Regions from separate parts of the Homo sapiens genome. Here region 2 is linked to region 1. Evidence: chromatin loops called from intact Hi-C (ENCODE). Cell type or tissue: gastrocnemius medialis. All regions are shown on one strand. Links, peaks and the distances in the headings refer to the core of each region. The heading gives the core; the rest is flanking DNA.

Region 1 (2,921 bases), core at 334-2,833:
TTAATTTTAAGGTAGTCAAAATTATCAATTTTTTAATACTTGCCGTTTTGATTTTTTTTTTAAGAAATATTTTCCTGGCCAAAGAGCATGAACCTGTTCATCTATATTAGCTTCCAAAAGTTTCAGTTTTGTCTTTCATGTTGAAATATACGAATCATTCTTAAACTGATGTTTGCATATGGTATGGAACATAAGTCATTTCTTTCCATACAGATTATCACTTGTTCCAGGACGATTTATTGACTAATTCTTTCCCTACTAAAGTGTGCGTTTTGTCATAAAGCAAGTGTCCGTGTACATGTGAACCCTTTTCCAGGCATTTAATTTCTTTTGTTTATCCTTGTGGCTTTATTTCATGAAATCAGTGACTGTAGATTTATATAAGTTTTTAATAGAGAAAGTTCTTCCACTCTGATCTTCTTTCAAGACTACTTTAGCTATTCTTGGGCCACAAAATTTCCTTTAAAATCCAACACAGGGCATGATCTCGGCTCACTGCAACCTCTGCCTCCCGGTCTCAAGTGATCCTCCTGCCTAAGCCTGCTGAGTGGCTGCGACTACAGGCATGCGTCACCATGCCTGGCTAATTTTGTATTTTTTGTAGAGACAGGGTTTTGCTGTGTTGCCCAAGCTGGTCTTGAACTCCTAGGCTCAGGTGATCCACCCACCTTTGGCCTCCCAAGGTGCTGGCATTACAGACACGAGCCACTGCACCCAGCCCCTTTTTTTTTTTTTTTAAATCTAAAATCTAAAAAGTACTGTAAAGCTCCTTGGGCCCTGAGCCAAGAATCCTACAAAAAAGCATACCAATTTACTTGTTCATGCTTTATGTATAAGGTCTACCTTTCAGGCATAAAGAAGAATGTAACGTCTGTAAATGTGTTGAACAAATCTAAGCTTTCAACATTGTTGGTAGCTTGGATGTCCACCTTGCACAATATAGTTCAACTTTGGAAGTTGTGATAGGCAGAATAATTATGCAGGAAAGAAAACCACATCCTAAATTGCCAGAACCTGTGAATATGTTACATTACATGGAAAAGGAGAATTAAGGTTGCAGATGGAATTAAAGTTGGTAATCATTTGTCCTTAAAATAGGTAAATTAATTTGGATTATCTGGGTTGGCTCAAAGTGAACACATCTTTAAAAGTGGAAGAGAGGCAGGACGCAGCAGCTCACACCTATAATTCCAGCACTTTGGGAGACTGAAGCAGCCAGATCACTTGAGGCCAGGAGTTCGAGACCAGCCTGGCCAGCATGGCAAAACCCCGTCGCTACTAAAAATACAAAAAAAATAGCTGGGTGTGGTGATGCGTGACTGTAGTCCCAGCTGCTTGGGAGGATGAGGCAAGAGAACAGCTTGAACCTGGGAGGTGGAGGTTGCAGTGAGCAGAGCTCACACCACTGTACTCCAGGATGAGCGACAGAGCAAGACTCTGTCTCCAACAAAAGCAGATAAACTAACAAAATTTTTGGAATATTGTTTGGGATTACTTTGAATTGAGAATAATCCTCAGAAGAGCATGGAGTATAGCCCTCAAAAGGATATAACCTTAATGGGCAGTAAATTAACCCCACGGAAAAGGCTTCTCTGGACCAACACTGACAAGCTTAAACAAAAAGATTCAGCTGATACTAACTTATACACGTACAAAAACAAAGTCCAACACTATATAGAAGATACCAAAAAAAAAAAACAAAACCCCTAAGCCCAACAATGTCAAACCACAACATCCAGCATCCAAACATTATAGGGAATGAGAAGAGGCAAAAAAATGTGGCCCATATAATAAAAGTCAATCAATATGAAGAGATTCAAAAATGATAAAGTTAACAGAACTGACAAGGGCATTAAAAAAAGATTATAAATAAACTTAGTATGTTACAGAAGACAAAGAAAAATAAGAACATGAAGAGAATAATGGAAGAAATAAAACTTCCAGAAATGAAAAATGATTTTCAGAAATTAAAAACACCCTGGATGGGATTATTCAATGCAGAAGAAAAGATCAGTGAACTTGAAGGCATGGTACTGTTAACCAACCAATAAAGCACAGACAGAAAGAAAAGAATGAAAAACAAAAGCAGTATCAGTGCCAAGAGAGACAATATTTCAAATATATAACTAAAATTACAGGGGAAACAAAAACAAAAACCTGGAGTAAGTGGGATATTTGAAGAAATAGTGGTGAAACATTTCCAAATTTGGTTTTAAACAATAAACTAAAAAATCTAGGCAGCATTATTGCAAAGAAAACCATACAAGGCCCATCATAATCAAATGACTAAAACCTAGTAATAAAGTCTTAAGAGTAGCCAAAGAAAATAGAAAACTTACATACTGGGAACAAAAGGTAAGAACAGCAGACTTTTTGTCAGAAACTATGCAAACTATTTCACAAACTATTTCACAAAATTTAATAGTGACAAAGACCTAATTCATCAAGAAAACATAAAAACCCTTATTACGCATGCACCTAGTAACAGAGCCTCCAAACACATGAACCAGTAAAAGGAAAAATAAATCCACAATTGAAGTTGAATATTGAACACTTCTCTTTCAGAAATTATTGAAACAAACAGAAAATCAAAAGGGACACAGAAGTCTTAAAAGAACACTATCAACCAATGTGACCTAGTTAACATTTTTAGAAAACTCCACTCAACACATTCTTCTTAAGTACACACAAAACATTTACTAACACTGGCTGGGCATGGTGGCTCACACCTGTAATCCCAGCACTTTGGGAGGCTAAGGCAGACAGATCACTTGAGGTCAGCAGTTCGAGACCAGCCTGGCCAACATGGCAAAACCCCATCTCTACCAAACACACACACACACACACACACACACACACACACAAAATCAGCCAGGTGTGATGGCTGCATGCCTACAGTCCCAGCTAATCAGGAGGCTGAG
Region 2 (2,921 bases), core at 321-2,820, 53 kb before region 1:
GCTATGGCTTCTCTAAATTCTAAGATCTTACCCAGTTCCAAGCTACTCCTAGGTTTGATGGTAAAAATCCTAACAAATGGTAGTAAGATTCCCTACCTGCCCCACCCCCCAATCCCAACAGTTTTGAGGCCCTTGTCTCCCAGGAGCTGGATATTGAGCAGCCAGGTAGTCTCAGCTTGTCACCAGAAAGAATGTAACTCTGTTCTAGATCTCCACACGTAAATGAATACTAAGATAGAGCTGATTCTCAGTGCACCACAGACAAGAAAGTCTATCTTCAAAAGTCCTGGAGCTTGGTTCTTCACTATCCCTTTTTGTTTACTGAATAAATACCTTAATTTGCCTTTTTTCTTTCATTCAACAAAATTTATCGAAAGCACCCTACTAGATGCTGATATTTACTGATAAATTAGACATAGATCATCGTCCACATGAAGACTGTAGAGATCATCTGGTCATTCGATGAAGACTGCTTACCATGGCAGCCTGACTTGGTCTTGGCCCTTTCTTCCAAAGCAGTAGATGGTTTGATTGTAACACTGATATACAGGTGTTATGCTTTCCCTGTCGAAATTTTCTCTGGGTATAGAACTCTAGGTTGCATTCTACTCCCTTCCTAAACAGCACACTTAGGATATCATTTCATTGACTCCAGATTTCATTTGTTATTTGGAAATAGCACTCTTTTGAGGATAGTTTCTTTACGTCTTTCTTGTCTTTGTTTTCTGCACAGTTTCACTATGTCTATATAGAGTTTTTGTTTGTTTTTTTTTTTACACATTTACTCTGCATGGGATTTGAATTTCTTAAATCTAAGGATGGTGGGCTTTCATCAATCCTAGAAAATTGTGTCATTATCTCATCAAATATTGCCTCTACCCGATTCTCTGTTTCCGTCTTCTACAATGCCAATTAAGCATAAGCTAGAACTTCTAAACATGATCCTCCTTTTCTTTAAACCTTTCTTGATATTTTCTGCCTTTTAATATTTGCATTGAATTCTAGATAATTTCTTCTATCTTTGGTTCACAAATTCTCTCTGCGGTTATGGAAAATCTACTTCCACCATGTTTACTGCATTAATTAGTTTTGGTCATCGTATTTTTTCACATCTTGAAGTATTTCATTCAACTCTGCTATGTCAATTCCTATATAACTTCCTGTTTCCTACTGATATTTTCAAGCTTATTTCTTAAAACATAGAAAGTGAAACTGTTCTATAATCTACATATAATAACAATGTCATCTGAAATATATAAGAGCTATTTTCTGCTGTATCCTGCTGTGTTTTCCTCACTGTGCCTTGTTTTCTTGTATGCTTGGTCATCTTTGTATGATGCTCTATAGTTCTGAAAGGTTATTTGAAAGAGATTTCTGATACACAGAATAAGGTGACTTTCTTCAAAAAGGATATAAATTTGCTTCCCCCAGTTAACAGGGCACTAGTTTTCTTGAATGTCTGGTATTATATGACTTGGAACTACGATTCCACACAATGCTGGTAACTTGGTTTACAATCTGTCAGATATGTTCTATTTTTCTTTTCGTGTTCTCTTCTTTCCCCTATCTGCTCAGTACTAAATAACTCTCCTTGGAATCCTTTGGGAGCAGGAGAAGGCAGTGGATTTTCCTCTTTTCTTAAGGCCCCAGTTTAAAGGGTTTTGGGGGTATCTATTAGGCTCATAAACCTAGAAGTGATCATTTTCCCCTTGATTCTGAATCTATCAGAACCCAAATCTATCAGAACCCAAATCTCAGTTTTACAAACTGCTTTATCCAGATGGGCAAATGATTCAGGGTGGTTAGAACTTTAAATACTTTTTTACCTTTATGTTCTTACCTTCTCTTAAATTTTGGCCTGGCATATTCCTTGAGCTCTTTGATAACGTAAAAAAGTTTTTTTGTTCTGTTTTTACAGTTTATCTAGTTTTTAGATGTCTTCAACAGAAGAGTTGATCCAGATAACCTAGCCCAACAATATCAAAATTTTAAAAAAAATCAACCATTTTCTAATAATATCCATAAAGTTATTGGTTTTAGTTGATGTTTTTGCTATTTTTTTTTTTAAGTTAGATGTAGGACAGGGTTTGGCAGTTCCTCAAAAAGTTAAACACAGAACTTACCACACAATCCAGGAAATTCTACTACTAACTAGATACCCAAGAGAAGTGAAAACTTATACCCATACCAAAACTTGTATACAAACTTCACAGTAGCAAATGGAATACTATTTGGTCACAGAATGAAGGACTGATACAGCTACCATACGGATGGACCTTGAAAACATTATGCTAAGTGAAAAAGCTGGACAAAAGAACATATTGCATGACTCCATCTATATCAAATTCCCAGAACAGGTAAATCCATAGACACAGAAAGTACATTAGTGGTTGCCAGGATGTAGGGGAAGGAGGAGTTGGTAAGTGATTGCTAATGGGTACTGGGTTTCTTTTCGGATTGATGAAAATGTTCTAGAATTAGATAGCGTTCATGGTTGTACCAACTTGTGAATGGACTAAGAACCACTGAACTGCATAATCTACACTGGTGAATTTTATGGTATACGAATTATATCTCATTTAAAAGAAGAGCAAAAAAGTTAATCTCAGGTATGCCTACCACATTTCAATAAGCAATTAAAATATGCATTCAATTTCACATGATAGTTAAGGATGTCTGGAGCAATTATTTATAAAGATACAAGGTAATGTGACAGTACTACTACAGTATTAACCTGATTAATTAGGTTACTGAAAGCTCTGGGAATGTATACTCCAATCATGAAGTTATCACACTGGAAATCATATCATATTGTCCTAAGATGCACTAGCCCATCCTAATTCAAGTGCTGCCAGCATTTCTATTCAAGTAATTTTGTGTATTTACAGGACCCACCATAGTGGCCACTAGCTACTAAGATG

What was found. Hi-C counts contacts between places; a loop is a spot of excess contacts. Peaks named below come from ENCODE experiments on the same cell type or tissue, not always from the same donor. Only the 100,000 strongest peaks of a DNase experiment are listed, where the experiment ranks them.
Region 2: a loop joins it to region 1, with 5 times the contacts of the local background. A loop is called at or near these places in 4 of 110 quality-filtered maps.

Annotation. Positions count from the first base shown.
Region 1 is chr15:99,603,487-99,606,407 of GRCh38, reverse strand. The region is part of intron 2 of MEF2A (myocyte enhancer factor 2A); the gene reads right to left. Among named protein-coding and RNA genes, the nearest start is that of MEF2A, 39 kb to the right of the region's middle. In gastrocnemius medialis, for the core only: no CTCF peak of the experiment used is centred there; a DNase peak (open chromatin) is centred at 1,347; H3K27ac peaks cover 2,327 bases.
Region 2 is chr15:99,656,458-99,659,378 of GRCh38, reverse strand. The region is part of intron 4 of MEF2A (myocyte enhancer factor 2A); the gene reads right to left. Among named protein-coding and RNA genes, the nearest start is that of LYSMD4, 76 kb to the left of the region's middle. In gastrocnemius medialis, for the core only: no CTCF peak of the experiment used is centred there; no DNase peak of the experiment used is centred there; H3K27ac peaks cover 212 bases.